Linked DNA regions of Homo sapiens: region 1 is linked to region 2. A link is a loop called in an ENCODE intact Hi-C map of the cell type or tissue named here. Cell type or tissue: B cell. All regions are shown on one strand. Each heading gives the region's core, and the rest is flanking DNA. Links, peaks and the distances in the headings are about the cores only.

Evidence for each region. A loop is a pair of places that touch in the nucleus more often than their neighbours do. Peaks named below come from ENCODE experiments on the same cell type or tissue, not always from the same donor. Only the 100,000 strongest peaks of a DNase experiment are listed, where the experiment ranks them.
Region 1: it touches region 2 in a loop (6-fold over the local background); 2 of 110 quality-filtered maps call a loop at or near these places.

Annotation. Positions count from the first base shown.
Region 1 is chr12:112,210,807-112,220,732 of GRCh38, reverse strand. HECTD4 (HECT domain E3 ubiquitin protein ligase 4) reads left to right here. Exons shown (of 76, transcript NM_001388303.1): 45 at 1,244-1,347; 46 at 3,538-3,699; 47 at 3,812-3,960; 48 at 4,362-4,441; 49 at 8,083-8,246. Among named protein-coding and RNA genes, the nearest start is that of MIR6861, 52 kb to the right of the region's middle. In B cell, for the core only: no CTCF peak of the experiment used is centred there; a DNase peak (open chromatin) is centred at 4,361; H3K4me3 peaks cover 919 bases; H3K27ac peaks cover 5,248 bases.
Region 2 is chr12:112,383,600-112,393,525 of GRCh38, reverse strand. No RefSeq gene overlaps it. Among named protein-coding and RNA genes, the nearest start is that of HECTD4, 6.1 kb to the right of the region's middle. In B cell, for the core only: a CTCF peak has its summit at 5,984 (motif pointing right); DNase peaks (open chromatin) are centred at 5,693 and 5,995.

The DNA.
Region 1 (9,926 bases), core at 879-8,878, 170 kb after region 2:
CTCTGCCTCCTGGGTTCAAGCGATTATCATGCCTCACCCTCCCGAGTAGCTGGGATTACAAGCATGTGCCACCATGCCTGGCTAATTTTTGTATTTTTTGTAGACATGGTGGTTTGCTGTGTTGGCCAGGCTGGTTTTGAACTTCTGGCCTCAAGTGATCCGTCTGCCTCAGCCTCCCAAAGTGCTGGGATTACAGGCATGAGCCACCGCACCTGGCTTTCTTAAGATCTAACTTAATGATGTTTTCATTAAGCCTTTCTGGATGCTCGAATGAAGTCACTGCTCATTCACCTGTGCCTCTGCTTGTACCTTATATTACATAATCACATACTGCAGCCCAGCACTGTGCTCTTTACTGTGTGTGTGTGCCTGTGTGTGGTCTGCGTGTGTGCGCATCTTATTTTCCCTCCATAGTAGGGGCTTTGGCTCATATATCTTTGTGTTCTCCAACACTTCGCAGTGTGCCTTGCTCATAGCAGGTGCTCCATAGATATTAGATTTTTAAAAATTAATTTAGGTGATAAGAATAATAGTCTTCATTTATTAGATGATGAGAATAACAACACATTTATTGAATGCCTGTGCTAGGGACTTAGCCAAGGGCTTTACTTAAGTTATTTCATCACATCTTCACAACAGCCCTGTGAGACACAGGTGCTGTTGTTACCCAGTATTGCAAGTGAGATGATAAATACTGAGTACTGGGGCCAGGTTCTGAATCCAGGAGTTGGACTGCACCAGAGGCTAAGCACTTGCCCTCATTGTTGTGATGCTGGGCTACGTTATGGAAGACAAAGATGTCTCGGGGTATTTGTTGTTTTATAAGAATTTCAGGCTGGGCGCGGTGGCTCAAGCCTGTAATCCCAGCACTTTGGGAGGCTGAGGCAGGCGGATCACCTGAGGTCAGGAGTTCGAGACCAGCCTGGCCAACATGGTGAAACCCTGTCTCTACTAAAAATACAAAAATTAACCGGGCGCGGTGGCATGTGCCTGTAATCCCAGCTACTTGGGAGGCTAAGGCAGGAGAATCTCTTGAACCCAGGAGGCAGAGGTTGCAGTAAGCCAGGACCGCGCCACTGCACTCCAGCCTGGGCAATAGAACGAAACTCTGTCTCAAAAAAAAAAAAAAATTCAATGAGCTCTATAAGTGCATTTTATTGTTTTGATGCTGCTCCAAAAGAGTCAGCACCCACTTGGGAGTTGCGGGAGTTGTTTTCACAGATTCAACATGTGCCCTCTACAGGAGAGCGACTTGCAGTTGTGGAGGTACAGTGTGAACGGCTGAGGATGCTCTACCGGGACTGTGCTCGGCCCCCACCACCTCCTTTGCAGGCTGACCGAAGACAGGTGAGCCCTCTGCGGTGCTTCGCGCCTCCTGCAGCCTCCACACACATCACTGAGTAAGGCCAGCAGCAAGTTAAGGACATTTAGAATAAGTGTTTGCAAAGCCGTTTGGAGGTGCATTCTTTTGCAGTGACATGCCCTCTTTGCGGTGCCATGCTCTCATCTTTGAATGTCAGAGCAAATTGAGCTGACATTCTGAATATTGGAAAATTATAGCAGGGGAGCGAAACTTCATAATTTATAAATAGCTTCTTTGTGCTGTCAATAACAAAAAGAAAGCTTTTTTTTTTTAAGTTTAGAGATACAGTCAGTTTCATAACAGAGAACATAAGTGAGTAATTAAAAAACAAAAGTGGGCTGGGCATGGTGGCTCACGCCTGTAATCCCAACATTTTGAGAGGCCATGCTGGGCAGATCACATGAGGCCGGAAGTTTGAGACCAGCCTGGCCAACATGTTGAAACCCATCTCTACTAAAAATACTAAAATTAGCTGGGCATGGTGGTGCACATCAGTAATCCCAGCTACTTGGGAGGCTGAGGCAGGAGAATCGCTTCAACCTGGGAGGTAGAGGTTGCAGTAAGCTGAGATTGTGCCACTGCACTCCAGCCTGGGTGACAGAGCAAGACTCTGTCCAAAAAAAAAAGAGGGGCAAAATGTTAAAAATTGGTACATCTATTAATGTTCTTAGCAGCATTATTCACAACAGCCAAAAAGTGGAAACTGCAAATATACATCAACTGATGAATAAATAAAATATGCAATAGCCATGTAATGGAATATCATTTGTTCATAAAAAGGAATGAGGTATTGATATATGCTACAACATGAATGAACTTGAAATTACAGTAAGTGAAAGAAGCCAGACACAAAAGACCACATCTTATATAAATTCCATTTATATGAAATGTCTAGTGCAGGTAAATCCATAGACATAGAAAATAGATTAGTGATTGCCAGGAGCTGTGGGGGCAAAGGAGAGTTAAGGGAAGAGAGGAACGGCGATTGACTACTAAAGGGTATGGAATTTCCTTCAGTAGGGACAAAAATGTTCTAAAATTAGATCACGATAATGGTTGCACAACTCTGTGAATATATTAAAAACCATTGACTTACCCCATAAATATATACACCTACCATGTACCCATAAATATTAAAAATCAAAACAAAACATTGACTTATACACTTCAAATGGGTGAATTGTGTGTTATATGAATTTTTTTTTTTTTTTTGAAATGGAGTCTCACTCTGTCACCCAGGCTGGAGTGCAGTGGCCTGATCTTAGCTCACTGCAACCTCCACCTCCCGGGTTCAACTGATTCTCCTACCTCAGCCTCCTGAGTAGCTGGGATTCTGCAGCCTGGATGACAGAATGAGACTGTCTCAAAAAATAAAAAAATAATAATAAATTTTTTAAAAGTTGCTTTTATCTGATAGAGAAGCTTGAGATTTTTATGATTAGAATGATTAAAAATAAAACTGAGAAAGCAAGACAACTAACCTTTAAAAAAAGAAAAAGGAAGTGTCACCATGGTTCCCCTGCTTAGCCTTGAGCTGAATATTAAGTCATGCATTTATAAATTGTACTAAAATTTGTTCAGTAACTACATGGGGGCTATAAGAGGATGGGGACCAGACCTTGGAATTGATGATAATGGAAGATAAATAGTGTCTTAAAGGGATAGTAAAAATTTTATTTGGAAAAAAGATACACTTTTTAAAAAATATATGTGCCTGGCTGGGCATGGCGGCTCACGCCTATAATCCTAGCACTTTGGAAGGCCAAGACAGACAGATAGCTTGAGCCCAGGAGTTTGAGATCAGCCTGGGCAATATAGCAAGATCTCATCTTTACAAAAAATACAAAAATTAGCTGGGTGTGGTGATGCACACCTGTAGTCCCAGCTACTGGGGAGGCTGAAGCAAGAGGACCACTTGAGCCCAGGAGCTTGAGGCTGCAGCGAGCTATGATTGCACCACTGCACTCCAGTCTGGGTGATAGGAGTGAGACTCTGTCTCTAAATAAATAAATTGTGTGTGTGTGTGTGTGTGTATGTGTGTGTGTGTGTGTATGTGTGTGTGTGTGTGTATGCCTATATTTTAATACCATCAGATAAAATTTTTTTCTTCTTTGAGAGAGTAAAGGGATTGTGTTTGCAGTTCTACTGAATATGGGTTTTTCTCCCTGATGCAGCCCAAAGAGATTACTTGGAGCCCCTCGCGAGTGTTTCCGCCTGTTCGAGCCTGCATGTTCTCATCTCACCTTACCTCAGTCACCTTCCTGGCTGACCCCAGCGCTGGGGGAGGCCTGCCCCGGGGCACTTTTATCTATGCCACTTCACCACTGCCAGTTCAGGTGAGACATCACATGACACACTGTCTTTTGCATCTTCAGATTTGAAAGAAAAAGCAGGTCTCAGGCCCAGGATTAGCCCTCTGATTGCTGCTCTCTTCTGGCATCTCTTCAGGCCCCGTCTTTTTACTGGGAAATTGAAATCGTTTCCTATGGAGACACCGATGATGACACCGGACCCATAGTTTCCTTTGGCTTCACTACAGAAGCAGAGAAGCGAGATGGGGCTTGGACTAATCCAGTGGGCACTTGTCTTTTCCATAAGTAAGTAAAAGAAGTAGCTCAGTGTGACAGAGAGCAGTAGCCTCCCACAAGGTGTGTATAGGTGTTCAGGAAGTCAAAATAGAGTTCTGTCTTCAAGTGAGTTTGGGGAAAGGAGAGCATTATTTTTCCTTTCTGGAGATTTCCAGTGCACATTAGTAAGATTCCTTCCTAGTTGACCTGTAATTTTTTAAAAATCTGTTTATTTTGCAAATTCTATAACCCTTTATTCTAGGAATACAGTTTGGGAAATATTGGTGTGGGTATTTTAATACTAAAGTGATACTATAATAATCTCACAATGCTGACCACCCCCCCTCCACTTCACCACTTCCCTGTTTGTGTGTTGGCCAGTGAGGCTTATCTTTCTTGTCTTTGACCTCCCTTCTTTGTATTTTTCATAGCAACGGCCGAGCCGTGCACTATAATGGCTCCAGTTTGTTACAGTGGAAGAGCGTTCGCTTAGACGTGACTCTCTCCCCCGGTGAGTGCAGTGGGAGCTTTTCCACCCTGTGTGATTCTGTTGGTCTCAGGTTTGGGTCTAAACAGGTTAAAGTTGAATAAATTTAGCAATTGGAAATGGGCAGTTTGTCATTTAGCAAAAACCAAACACGTCCTTGCTGCCCCCTAGTTTACACCAAACCCCTCACTTTATGAGCCCTCGCCATTAGAGCCTCCATTTGGTAACTCCAGAGTTACGTGTACTTTTGTGCCTTAGTCATTAGATAATTCAGAGATTTTGCTTCTATCTGAAGTTTAGTCTTTCATTAATGAGCAGATAAATAGCTTCAAAAAAAGAGAACTCCACCTCTAGCTGTGAGGCACTGGAGAAGTGCCTTATTGGGCCAGGCACAGTGGCTCACGCCTATAATTCCAGCATTTGGGGAGGCTGAGGCAAGAGGATCACTTGAGCCCAGGAGTTCAAGACCACCCTGGGCAACATGGCGAAACCCCATCACTACAAAAAATACAAAAATTAGTGGTGGCGCATGCCTGTGGTCCCAGCTACTCGAGAGGCTGAGGCAAGAAAATCACTTGAACCCAGAAGGTTGAGGCTGCAGTGAGTTGTGATCATACCACTACACTCCAGCCTGGGTGACAGAGTGAGACCCTATCTCAAAAAACAGAGAGAGAGAGAAATGCCTTATTGGTAGATACAGCCTATAAACATCTGGTCAAGCTTTGACAAATGTTCTGCCTCTATGTTTCAGTCACATAGACAGTCAACTCAATAAAGAACCCTTTCCTCCTTCTTTTTAGTCTCCATGTAAATAACTAGATCTGTATAGTAGTTGAATTAGGATTGGCCCTACGTACTCCAGCTATAGCAAAAAAACAGAACTGTCCTGCTGACATTCGAAGCAGCCGAATATGTTGGTTACTTATTTTTAGACAATGCATCTTAGGCTTCATCTATAATAGAACTTAAATTGAGATACATAGTAAACAATCTGGGATGATGAGATGGGGAATATGAAGTCACTCCAATAGGTAGCCTCTTGTAGCTGCCTGGAGGTTACTTTTGCCATCACTTGTCCTTAAGGGGGCTGCTTGTTAAATTACACTTTTCCTGGGAGCACAGTGCGGTTTTTTTGTGTTTTTTGTTTGTTTGTTTGTTCTTTTGAAGTGGAGTCTTGCTCTGTCACTCAGGCTGGAGTGCAGTGGTGCAATCTCAACTCACTGCAACCTCCGCCTCCTGGGCTCAAGCAATTCTCCTGCCGTAGCCTCCCAAATAGCTGGGATTACAGGTGCCTGCCACCATGCCCAGCTAATTTTTGTATTTTAGTAGAGACGGGGTTTCACCATGCTGGCCAGGCTGGTCTCAAACTTCTGATCTCAAGTAATCTCCCTGCCTAAGCCTCCCAAAGTGCTGGGCTCTCAGGTGTGAGCCACCACACCCGGCCCCTGGCAGCATAGTGTTTTTACTCAAGCCAAGTCATACTATGACTTGGAAATCATTTCAGGGCAAAGTAAAAATTTTTCTCTTACTTCACAAAGCATAACTCAGACATCTCAGCAGAGTACTTACCTAAGTGCTTTCAGCACAAAAGGGTGTATGTCAGGGGGTGGGTGGTAGGCTGGGGGAGCGTTTTCAGTGTTTTTATTTCCTTGTTGCTGTATTTGTTGTTTTATCAGTTGTGGTTTTTGAGAACATTTAGGACTGGACTACGGGCACACAGACTACCCTCTTTCTAGAGAAATGTGTCTGCAAAGGAATAGGAATTAGAACCCAATCTGTCTAACAGAATCTCAACCCCTCTACCAATACATGGGCTTCCATTCATCAACAGATACTTGCTGAGCATCTCCTACCTGCTAGACCCTCTTCTGGCCCCTGGGGATGCCGTGGCGAACAATGACAAGTCCCCAGCCACTGGGAAGCTCCCATTCCTGTGGTACCTAAGCCATAGGAGACTCTGTGATCAAAACAGAACCTTAGAACTTCATGCACTTACTGGAGAGTTTACAAAAGATAAATTATAAGGCCACACGTGCTAGCAGCTTGCTTGAGGCAGCTGATGTAAGAGTGCCGATGCAATTGACAGGCTTCTCTTGGTTCTGTAAGTCCTACCACAGTGTCCAGTCATCTTATCAGATAACAGCCTGGATTCTGTTGGTTATCTTCACTTTTTGCAAAATGCCTTAAATGCTTATAAGTAGGAAACATAATGGAATTTAGTGGTCTATCTTTAGCTTACATTGTAGGTGAAGTTTAAAATTATATATGTATTTTTTTTCTTTTTTATTTTTTTTGAGACTGGGTCTCACTCTGTCACCCAGGCTAGAGTGCAGTGGTGCAATCACAGCTCACTGCAGGCTTGACCCCCTGAGCTCAAGTGACCCTCCCATCTCAGCCTCCTGAGTAACTGGGACCATAGGCACACACTACCATGCCTGACTAATTTCTGTATTTTTTGTAGAGACGAGGTCTCACTGTGTTGCCTAGGCTGGTCTTGAACTCCTGGGCTCAAGCAATCTTCCCACCTTGGCCTCCCAAAATGCTGGGATTACAGGCATGAACCATCATGTCTGGCCTTAAATTTTATATATATATTATATATATATATATATATATGTATATATTTTTTTGAGACGGAGTCTTGCTCTGTCGCCCAGGCTGAAGTGCAGTGGCACAATCTTGGCTCACTGCAACCTCCGCCTCCCGGGTTCACGCCATTCTTCTGCCTCAGCCTCCCAAGTAGCTGGGACTACAGGTGCCTGCCACCTAGCCCGGCGAAATTTTTGTATTTTTAGTAGAGACAGGGTTTCACCGTGTTAGCCAGGATGGACTCGATCTCCTGACCTTGTGATCCACCCACCTCGGCCTCCCAAAGTGCTGGGATTACAGGCTTGAGCCACTGTGCCCGGCCTAAATTATATATTTTTAGGCCATTTCTGAATATTCACCGGAGATGATATTACTAATACCTTTTTACTTATTCGTCATAAGTAATCCTCCATGTGTCAAAAGAGAAAAACTTCATTTTTCTATTTTAAAAATAGTACCTAGTGTTTTTCATTTTTTTCTTGCCTGCCAGGAAAATAAAGGCTAAATTTAATATGTAATTGCGGTAACTAATTTAACACAGACACTAGGCATTTTCCTTCTAAAAATTCTGACAGCTTCTTTAAATGGGTTGTTTCTGTTATGTTACTTTATATCTAAATACAAAAACTTAGGCTGGGCGTGGTGGCTCACGACTGTAATTCCAGCACTTTGAGAGGCCGAGGCAGGTGGATTGCCTGAGGTCAACAGTTCGAGACCAGTCTGGCCAACATGGCAAAACCCTGTCTCTACTAAAAATACAAAAATTAACTGGGCGTGCTTGTAGGCGCCTGTAATCCCAGCTACTCTGGAGGCTGAGGCAGGAAAATTGCTTGAACCTGGGAGGCAGAGGTTGCAGTGAGCCGAGATGGCACCACTGTACTCCAGCCTGGGCAACAGAGTGAGACTCCGTCTCAATAAATAAATAAATAAATAAATAACAATAACTTCATGTCCATTTCAGAAGTAAATGAGAGCATAAATAGTCTGTGATGTGTAGGGTGACACTCCGGTTGCAAATTTAAAATTTACTTAATAAAAGGGAGAAAATATGTTTTCCTTCCCGTTCTCTGCTATAGGTGACGTGGCAGGAATTGGCTGGGAGAGAACTGAGGGGACTCCACCTCCTCCGGGACAGCCAGCCAAGGGCCGGGTGTACTTCACATACTGCGGGCAGCGCCTCTCACCATATCTTGAAGACGTCTCTGGTGGCATGTGGCCAGTGGTTCACATTCAGAAAAAGGCAGGTTACCTTGTTGGGAAAGGAAAACAAATTCTCCTTCATCACCTGTTCCTGTTAGACATGGAAAAATGAAAGGGAGCAAACGGGCCCTCATTGTACATAATATTGGTACACAATGGCAGAGGAAGGGCAGAGCCAGCTTGAGCAAGTGTGTGTCTTCCTTTGTGTTGACCCCACAGTCTTAGCTTGAACAATGCTATATCAGGAACTTAGTGCTTCATTGCCTTGACATTTTTTTAGCAACCTTTCCCAGACAACAATGCAAGGAACACTAGAGTTCTTTCAAATGTCAGTAAAATGATTATGTGATTAAGTAAATTTTGAAAGTGATTCTCTTTGGTTGCTCAGTATGTCAGAAACTTGGAGAGAACCTTCGGTAAAGATTTGTAAGTTCAACTTAGTTAACCAGCATCCTCATACATATTTAATGATGGAACTCTTGTTTCTTAAGGGGCATCTATTAATATCCAATGTTCTGGAACATTATTACTTACTACATGCTGGTAGCTCCCACATCCATATCTCTATCCCAGACCTTTCCCTAAACTCCATGCTCACATACCCAGCAGCCTGGGCAGCATCTCTAAAGAGATGCCTTATTGGCATGTCAAGGTTAACGTGACCAAGACTTAGCCTAACTCTCCCCCAAACCCAAAGCTGCCACTTCCCCAGTCTTCTTCATCTCAGGAAATGGCAGCTCCATGCTTGTAGTTGCTAAGGCCAAAAACCTTGATATTCTCCTTGACTCCTCTTTTTTCTTCTGCTCCACATCCAACCTGTCAGCAGATCTTGGTTCTAACCTTCAAAATGTATCTAGAATCTGACCCCTTCTCCCATTCTTCCATCAACAACCCGGCCCTGCCACCATCTTCCCTTGGGTAGCTCATTACAGTGTTCTGACTCCTCTCCCAGTCCCCATTCTTGCCCGTTCACGTCTTATCTTTTTTTTTTTTTTCCCCCTTCAGGACATCTCTAAGGTAATACATGTCTTTTCAACCCAGCAACCACAGTGATCTTTTCAAGATGTTAGTTGGAATGTCACTATCCAGTTAGTGGCTTCTCGTGTCATGCATTTTAAAGGCCCAAGTCTTTATAATGACTTACAAGATGCCAGGTGTGGTGGTGCCAGAGTAGTCCCCGCTGCTCTGGAGGCTGAGTTGGGAGTATCACTTGAGCCCAGGAGTTCCAGGCTGCAATGCGTTATGATTGCACCTATGAATAGTCAGTTGTACTCCAGCCTAGGCAACATAGTGAGACTCCAGATGTGTACCACCACACTGGGCTAATTTTTGTATTTTTAGTAGAAATGAGGTTTCACCATGTTGGCTAGGCTGGTCTTGAACTCCTGACCTCATGATCCGCCCACCTCGGCCTCCCAAAGTGCTGGGATTACAGGCAAGAGCTACTGCATCCGGCCAAGACTCCGTCTTTTAAAAAAATAACCTATAAGGTCCTATAGGATCTGGCCCTGTACCATGTGTCTGATACCATCTTTTATCTCTGTATTTGTTGAGTGAATTAATGATGCCAATAATTTAAAGCAGCATTTCTCAGCCTGTTCCATTCATGCATTCAACAAATATTTATTGAATACTTACTCTATGTCAAGCACTATGCTGAGCTCTGGATATATAGCAGTGAACAAAACAGATATGATCTCTGTCTTCATTGGGTTATGAT
Region 2 (9,926 bases), core at 1,211-9,210:
GGCTGTACAGGAAGCGTGGAATTAACATCAGCTTCTGGTGAAAGCTTCAGGAAGGTTACAATCATGGTGGAAGGTGAAGGGGAGCAGTGTATCAAATGGCAAGAGAGAGAGTAAGAGGTGGGGAGAGGTCCTAGAATTTTTAACAACCAGATCTAGTATAAACTGAGTGAGAACTTAATTATCATCAAGGGTGCTAAAGCATTCACGAGGCATCTTCCCCATGATCCAATCACCTCCCACCAGGCCCCACCTCCAACACTGGAAATCATATTTTTCATATCTCTTTTTGTTGTTGTTTTTGTTTTGTTTGAGACGGAGTCTTGCTCTGTCACCCAGGCTGAATTGCAGTGGCGCGATCTTGGCTCACTGCAACCTCCACCTTCTGGGTTCAAGCAATTCTCCTGTCTCAGCCTCTCGAGTAGCTGGAACTACAGACACATGCCACCACGTCAGGCTAATTTTTGTATTTTTAGTAGAGACAGGGTTTCACCATATTGCTCAGGCTGTTCTTGAATTCCTGACCTCAGGTGATCCACCCGCCTCAGCCTCCCAAAGTGCTGAGATTACAGGCATGAGCCACCACACCCAGAGGTTTTTTGATCGTTTTTTTGAGATAGAGTGTCTCTCTGTTGCCCAAGCTGGAGTGCAGTGGCGCAATCTCAGCTCACTGCAACCTCTGTCTCCCAGGTTCAAGTGATTCTCGTGCCTCAGCCTCCCAAGTAGCTGGGATTACAGGCGCCTGCCACCAAGACCAGCTAATTTTTGTATTTTTAGTACAGACAGGGTTTCACCATGTTAGCAAGGCTGGTCTTGAATTCTTGACCTTAAGTGATCTGTCCGCCTCAGCCTCCCAAAGTGCTGGGATTACAGGTGTGAGCCACTGTGCCCGACCCCGGGAATCATATTTCAACATGAGACATAAAAGGAATAAACATCCAAACCATATACATTTGATTGCAGTTAAGATAAGTACTACTATGAAAAGAAATAGTGTGCAAAAATGACTGAGAAACAGGAGGACCTATTGTGTTTGGGGGAATCAGATGTCCTCTACGAGGAAGCTGATAACTGGAGAATAGGTAGGAGTTTGCCAAGTGAAGCAGGTGGCGAAGGGCATTCTGGCAGGGGGAACAGCAAGTGCAAAGGCCTAGAGGTAGGAAAATGGTACAATTGTTAAAGAAACTGCAAGCAGTCAGGGTGGCTTGCTGAGATGAAGATGGGCATTGTATGCCTAAGATCTCAGAAGCACAGACAACAAAAACAGACAAACAGGACTTAAACCAAAAAGCTTCTGTACAGCAAAAGAAATAATCAAGATAATGAACCAACAACACACACAATGAAAGAAAATATCTGTGGGCCAGGCACAGTAGCTCACACTTGTAATCCCAGCATTTTGGGAGGCCAAGGTGGGCAGATCACCTGAGGTCAGGAGCTTGAGACCAGCCTGGCCAACATGGTAAAACCCCATCTCTACTAAAAATGTAAAAATTAGCTGGGTGTGGTGGCATGTACCTGTAATCCCAGCTACTTGGGAGGCTGAGGCAGGAGAGTTGCTTGAACCCCGGAGATGGATGTTTCAGTGAGCCAAGATTGCACCACTGCACTCCAGCCTGGTCGACAGAGCGAAACTCTGTCTCAAAAAAAAAGTTCGAGACTAGCCTGGCCAACATGGTGAAACCCTGTCTCTACTAAAAATTCAAAATATTTAGCCAGGCGTGGTGGCATGTCCCTGTGGTTCCAGCTACTTGGGAGGCTAAGGCACAAGAATGGCTTGAACTGAGATTGCGGTGAGCCGAGATCGCGCCACTGCTCTCCGGTCTGGGTCACAGAGTGAGACTTTGTCTCAAAAAAAAAAAAAAAGAAAAATAGACATTGCATGTTCTCATTCCTAAGTCAGTGCTAAAAAAGGTGTACACATGGACATAGAGAGTAGAATGATAGATACTGGAGATCAGAAGGATGAGGGGGTGTTAGGGGGTAGATGATGAGAAATTACATAATGGGTACAATGTATACTATTTGGATGACAGATACCCTAAAAGCCCTGACTTGACCACTTCTCATGTAATGTAATTGCATTTCTACCCCATATATATATATATAAATGTCCAACAAGTATACGAAAAAAGACATATATATATGTCTTTATATATATATATGTCTTTATATATATATGTCTTTATATATATATGTCTTTATATATATATATATATATATATATATGTCTTTATATATCTATGTTTTTATATGCATATAAAGATGGGCACTGGCCTGAGATGACCTGAAGCAGGTGACAAGTGAGAGTATACAATGCAAATTATTTTTTGTTTTGTTTTTGTTTGATTTATTTATTTTTCTGAGACCGAGCCTCATTCTGTCGACCAGGCTGGAGTGCAGTGGCACGATCTCCGCTCACTGCAACCTCCACCTCCTGGGTTGGAGTGATTCTAGTGCCTCAGCCTCCTAAGCAGCTGGGATTACAGGGGTCCGCCACCATGCCCGGCTAATTTTTGTATTTTTTTTTAGTATAGGCGGGGTTTCATCATGTTGGCCAGGCTGGTCTCAAACTCCTGGCCTAAGTGATCCGCCCACCTCAGCCTCCCAAAGTGCTGGGATTACAGGCTTGAGCCACCACAGCCAGCCTATTTTATTTTAAAATGTAAATCTTTATATATATATATATTTTTTTTTTTTTTTTAATTATACTTTAAGTTCTAGGGTACATGTGCACAACGTGCAGGTTTGTTACATATGTATACATTTGCCATGTTGGTGTGCTGCACCCATTAACTCACCATTTACATTGGGTATGTCTCCTAATGCTATCCCTCCCCCCTCCCCCCTCCCCCCACCCCACAACAGGCCCCGGTGTGTGATGTTCCCCTTCCTGTGTCCAAGTGTTCTCATTGTTCAATTCCCACCTATGAGTGAGAACATGTGGTGTTTGGTTTTTTGTCCTTGTGATAGTTTGCTGAGAATGATGGTTTCCAGCTTCATCCATATCCCTACAAAGGACATGAACTCATCATTTTTTATGGCTGCATAGTATTCCATGGTGTATATGTGCCACATTTTCTTAATCCAGTCTATCATTGATGGGCATTTGGGTTGGTTCCAAGTCTTTGCTATTGTGAATAGTGCCACAACAAACATACGTGTGCATGTGTCTTTATAGCAGCATGACTTATAATCCTTTGGGTATATACCCAGTAATGGGATGGCTGGGTCAAATGGTATTTCTAGTTCTAGATCCCTGAGGAATCACTACACTGTCTTCCACAATGGTCAAACTAGTTTACAGTCCCACCAACAGTGTAAAAGTGTTCCTATTTCTCCACATCCTCTCCAGCACCTGTTGTTTCCTGACTTTTTAATGATCGCCATTCTAACTGGTGTGAGATGGTATCTCATTGTGGTTTTAATTTGCGTTTCTCTGATGGCCAGTGATGATGAGCCTTTTTTCATGTGTCTGTTGGCTGCATAAATGTCTTCTTTTGAGAACTGTCTGTTCATATCCTTCGCCCACTTGTTGATGGGGTTGTTTTTTTCTTGTAAATTTGTTTGAGTTCTTTGTAGACTCTGGATATTAGCCCTTTGTCAGATGAGTAGATTGCAAAAATTTTCTCCCATTCTGTAGGTTGCCTGTTCACTCTGATGGTAGTTTCTTTTGCTGTGCAGAAGCTCTTTAGTGTAATTAGATCCCATAAAATGTAAATCATTATAAATGAATAGTCTCATGACTTTAACTGTTTTTCTTTCCAATTCTTGGTTCTCTGCCCTCCTTCCCCACATGTTTCTTCCCTAATACTTCCTATCTCAGGGAATCATAGCTCCATTTCTGTTATGGGCTGAACTGTGTCCCTTTGAAAATTTACATGATGAAGTCCTAACCCTCAGTACCTCAGGATGTAATGTTATTTGGAGACAGGGTCTTCAGAGAGAGAGAGAATCAAGTTAAAATGAAGTCCTTAAGATGGGGGCCCAATCCAATATGACTAATGTTCTTGTAAAAAGAGAAAATTTGGGCCAGGTGTGGTGACTCATGCTTGTAATCCCAGCACTTTGGGAGGTCAAGGCGGGAGGACTTCTTGAGTCCAGCAGTTGTAGGCAAGCCTGGGCAACACAGCAAGACCCCATCTTTAAAAAAAAAAAATTAGCCAGGTGTGGTGGCACATGCCTGTAGTCCCGGCTACTAGGGAGGCTGAAGAGGGAGGTTCACTTGAGCCTAGCAGGCTGAGACTGCAGTGAGCCGTGATCGTGCCACTGCACTCCAGCAACAAAGTGAGACCTTGTCTCAAAAAAAAAAAAAAAAAAAGAGAGAGACGAACAAATTTGGACACAGACACACACCAAGGGAAGACAATATACAGAGACATAGGAAGACTATGGTCATCTACAAGCCATGGAGAGAGGTCTGGAATAGATTCTTCTTTCAAAACTCTCAGAAGGGCCAGGTGTGGTGGCTCACACCTCTAATCCTATCACTTTGGGAGGCAGAGGTGGGCAGTTGCTTGAGCTCAGGAGTTCGAGACTAGCCTGAGCAACATGGCGAAACCCTGTCTCTACAAAAAAATACAAAAATTAGCCAGGCATGGTGGTGCATGCCCATGGTCCCAGCTACTCAGAAGGCTGAGGCGGGAGGATCACTTGAGCCTGGGAGGCAGAAGTTGCAGTGAGTTGAGATCGCACCACTGCACTCCAGCCTGGGAAACAGACTGAGACCCTGTCTCAAACAAACAAACAAAGAAACAAACAAAAAATCCTCAGAAGGAACCAACCTTGCTTACTTATGAAGGTAGATACCACCACCATCATCCCAGAAAACTGGGAAACAGGTAGGTGGAATTACTTCTTCATGGTAACATGCAAAAGATCTGGGACCAAATCCAAGCAGTCCATGATTCAAACACCACACTGCATTGCATGTGCTTTTTTTGGTGAATAATAGTATTGAAGTTTCCCCCACCATCCTCACATTCATTAACTCATACGTAGCAGTTACCAGCTTTAAACTCAACATCTTCCGGGAACCTCACCCCCAGACTAGGTGCCCGGACTTCTCATCCCCGTTGGAATGATTCCTTCAAGCAGCCTCCCTGTCTTTCATGAGAAAGGGAAGCTGCCAGTCTCCTTGGGAACTCGATCCTCAAACCTAACTCTGCCTGGCACAGAGTAGGCATTTAATGAATACTGAAGGAACAAAAACGTACAGTGTTTGCTTTTCCTTGAGTGAAAACTCTTCAATAATATCTTTTGTCCACTTTTCCTTTGTGCTAACAACTTTTTTATTTTTATTTTTATTTTTATTTTTTGAGATGGACTCGTTAGGTTGCCCAGGCTGGAGTGCAGTGGCGTAATCTCGGCTCGCTGCAACATTCATCTCCCGGGTTCAAGTGATTCTCATGCCTCAGCCTCCTGGTAACTGGGTAACTGGGATTACAGGCGCGCACCACCACACCTGGCTAATTTTGTAATTTTAGTAGAGATGGGGTTTTGCCCTGTTGGCCAGGCTGGTCTCGAACTCCTGACTTCAGGTGATCCGCCCACCTCGGCTTCCCAAAGTGCTGGGATTACAGGCATGAGCCATAACTTTTTGTTTTTGTTTTTTTGTGTTTTTGTGAGACGGAGTCTCGCTCTGTTGCCCAGACTGGAGTGCAGTGGCGCGATCTCGGCTCACCGCAAGCTCCGCCTCCTGGGTTCACGCCATTCTCCCGCCTCAGCCTCCCGAGTAGCTGGGACTACAGGCGCCTGCCACCGCGCACGGCTAGTATTTTTAGTAGAGACGGGGTTTCACCGTGTTAGCCAGGATGGTCTCTATCTCCTGACCTCGTGATCCACCCGCCTCGGCCTTCCAAAGTGCTGGGATTACAGGCGTGAGCCACCGCGCCCGGCCACAACTTTTTCTTAATCTAATTTTTTTGCAGGAGACGAATGTTAGCAAATTTCCAAGTCTGAACTACAAATCCCAGTGCAGCAAGGCCTGTGATGCACACAAGGTGGCGATGGAGGACATAGCATCTTTCAGAGCTCCCTGCTGCTGATGATCTTTTCAAATGAGAAAGGCATTTAATGCTGCTTCATCTTCTGGCTTTTCATCAATGTGGAGACCCGTCCTTTAGTTTTAGCAATTCAGTGGTGCTCCAAGGAGAATTTCCCCCTCCTCGTTTTCAAATATCTCTTTCATCTGATTTCTTTTCCCTGTTACCACATAGATCCACCCATGAGCCAAAATAATCTTCTTTGAAATAAAAATATGAACAGGGCCTACCAGAACACTTGGAAAAAAGATTTTGAGTAGGTGTGTGTGTTTCCTCTTTGAGACTGTAATTAGTAAGACGGAAATAATCAATCTCCCCCATAGGTTCTGTGTGTGTGTGTGTGTGTGTGTGTGTGTATTTTTTCCTTGGTGTTTTGAAAGGCCTTAAAAATTAACATGGCTGCCTCATCTAAAACCACCTTTAAGCTCTAATAAAGTTTATCAAGGACCACTTATCTTCACACCACACTCACATATTTTTGGACCCAGGAAGGATTACGAAGTCATTTTAGACAGTCAGCTGGTATAGAAAACCAGCAGAAGGGAGAGATATTGCAAAATCCCAGAGGGGCCCCAGCTTGAGCCAGGGCTAGCGAGTATCACGTCAGCAGCTGGGGCAGGAGGGAGATGATCTCCATCAACAAGCCTGCTGCTCCCTCTTGGGGAGATGCCTCCCAGGAGTAACTGAGGTCCAACCTAGTCATAGCTATTCTTCCTATTTTCCTCATATTTCTTCTCTGCTTCTAACTTAGGGTTGCCCAGCCAACACTTTCTCTTGCTCCTTTTCCCATCCTGATCCCCCATTCTTGAATAGAAGAGTAGAAATGACGATTCCAAAGAAAAGAAGTCATAAGCCATAAATCTTTCCTTCCTATAAATGAATGTCTTGTGTGTGTATGTGTGTGTTGTCTAGACTAGATACAGATTCTCTTCCTCGTAGCTTCCAACCTAAAGTTCTTTTGACCAGGCATTTTCTTTGTCTTGCTGATCTGTTCTAGAAATCCCTACTAAATGGTCTCCTTTCCGGAGGGGGTTCTATAAATATTAATTCATCAGCTGCCTCATCATGGTGCAGTGGCAGCCATGCAGTCCTATGACTAATTAATTACTGTTGCTAAAATATTAAATAACTATTCATTATGCAGTCTAAAGACTTTAAGCCCTAGATCTGTGCTGTTTTCATCACTTAGGCTGAAGGACAAGAGTTCCTGGGCACCTTGACTCCTGATCTTAAAACATCATTAAGAGTAGAAGAAATAAGACTAAGTATAGAAGAAATTTTATCTGAACTATTTAAGATGGTTAGAGTCCTGAATCTAAGCATTTAAAAATTGTGATGGGCCGGTCATAGTGGCTCATGCCTGTAATCCCAGTGCTTTGGGGAGGCCAAGGTGTGAATATCACGTGAGGCTAGGAGTTGGAGATCAGCCTAGGCAACACAGGCAGAGCCCATCTCTAAAAAAATTTTTTTAAAAATGAAAAAATACCAGCCTGGCCAACATGGTGAAACCCCATCTCTACTAAACGTACAAAAGTTAGCCGGGTGTGGTGGTGGGTGCCTGTAATCCCAACTACTCGGGAGGCTGAACCAGGAGAATCACTTGAACCCGGGAGGCGGAGGTTGCAGTGAGCCAAGATCTAGCCATTGCACTCCAGCCTGGGTGACAGAGTGAAACTCCATCTCGAAATAAATAAATAAAATAAAATGGGCCAGGCGCAGTGGCTCATGCCTGTAATCCCAGCACTTTGGGAGGCCGAGGTGGGTGGATCACCTGAGGTCAGGACTTTGAGACCAGCCTGACCAACATGGTGAAACCCCGCCTCTACTAAAAATACAAAATTGGCCGAGCGTGGTGGTACATGCCTGTAATCCCAGCTACTCGGGAGGCTGAGGCAGGAGAATCACTTGAACCCAGGAGATGGAGGTTGCAGTGAGCCAAGATTGCACTACTGCACTCCAGCCTGGGTGACAGAGCAAGACTCTGTCTCAAAAAAAATAAAATAAAATAAATAATAGAGACAGGGTCTCTCTCTGTCACCCAGGCTAGAGTGCAGTGACACAACCATGGCTCATTGCAGCTTCAACCTCCTGGGCTCAAGCAATCCTCCCACCTCAGCCTTCTAAGTAGCTAGGACTACAGCTGCACATCACGATGCTCACCTAATTTTGCTTGTTTATTTATTTATTTATTTATTTAGAGACAGCGTTGCACTCTTGTTGCCCAGGCTGGAGTGCAATGGCGCTATCTCGGCTCACCGCAACCTCCGCCTCCTGGGTTCAAGTGATTCTCCTGCCTCAGCCTCCTGAGTAGCTGGGACTACAGGTGCACGCCACGACACCTGGCTAATTTTTATATATTTTTTAGTAGAGAAAGGGTTTTGCCATGTTGGCCACGCTGCTCTCGAACTCCTGACCGCAGGTGATCTGCCTGCCTCAGCCTCCCAAAATGCTGGGATTACAGGTGCAAGCCACCACATCCAGCCTATATATATATTTTTAATTGTGATAGATAGTTGTTATTAGGTTTGGAAAAGGGAATGAAGGGCCGGGCGCGGTGGCTCACACCTGTAATCCCAGCACTTTGGGAGGCCGAGGCGGGTAGATCACGAGGTCAGGAGTTCGAGACCAGCCTGACCGACATGGTAAAACCCCGTCTCTACTAAAAATACAAAAATTAGCCAGGCATGGTGGTGCACGCCTGTAATCCCAGCTACTCGGGAGGCTGAGGCAGGAGAATCACTTGAAACCAGGAGGCAGAGGTTGCAGTGAGTCAAGAGGTTGCAGTGAGCCGAGATCATGCCATTGCACTCCAGCCTGGGCAACAGAGCAAGACTCCGTCTCAAAAAAAAAAAAAAAAGGAATGAAGGAGTTTTCTTACAGTCAAAATAAGGAAGCTGAAGTTGTAAAATCGGACAGACCTGGGTTTACATCTGAGCTTTGATGTTTACTGGCTTTGTGACATTGAGCAAAGTATCTAACTGAGTCTTGACTTCCCAGCTGAAAGTAGGAATAATAATACTCCCCCTCTCAGACATTTGGGAGGATTTGATGAAATGGCCATTCCATTACACTTGCCTGTTTTATTGTTTCCATGGTTCTGATCAACTCTGAACTGCTGGATTTATTGTTCTCTTCTTCCTCCTCTTCCTCTTCTTTTCTTCTTTTTTGAGACAGGGTCTTACTCTGTTGCCCAGGCTGGAGTGCAGTGGCATAATCTTAGCTGAATCACTGCAACTTCTGCCTTCTGGGCTCAAACGATCTTCCTGCTTCAGCCTCCTGAGTAGCTGGGACTATGGGTGTGCACCACCACGCCTGGCTAATTTTTGTATTTTTTGTAGTGACGGGGTTTTGTCATGTTGCCCAAGGGGGTCTCGAGCTTCTGGGCTCAAGAGATCTGCCAGCCTTGGCCTCCCAAAGTGTTGGGATTACCCACGTGAGCCACTGTGCCCGGCCATAATATTCCATCTTATGGATATATCATATTTTAGTTAACCAGCCCCATATTGTTGGACATCTAGATTGATAAGTTTTTCCTTTTGTAAACAATATTGAGCTACACAACCCTGTATATCCATCCTTGACTACGAGTCTGATTATTTCCTTCAGACAACTTCCTCAAAGTTGAATTGCTGGATCAAAGGGTATGCACCTTAATGTTCTCCTGTTATTGTTATTGTTATTATTATTATTATTATTATTATTGAGATGGAGTCTTGCTCTGTTGCCCAGGCTGGAGTGCAGTGGCATGATCTCGGCTCACTGCAACCTCCGCCTCCTGGGTTCCAGCTATTCTCCTGCCTCAGCCTCCTGAGTATCTGGGACTACAGGCATGTGCAACCATTCCTGGCTAATTTGTGTATTTTTTTTAGCAGAGACAGGGTTTCA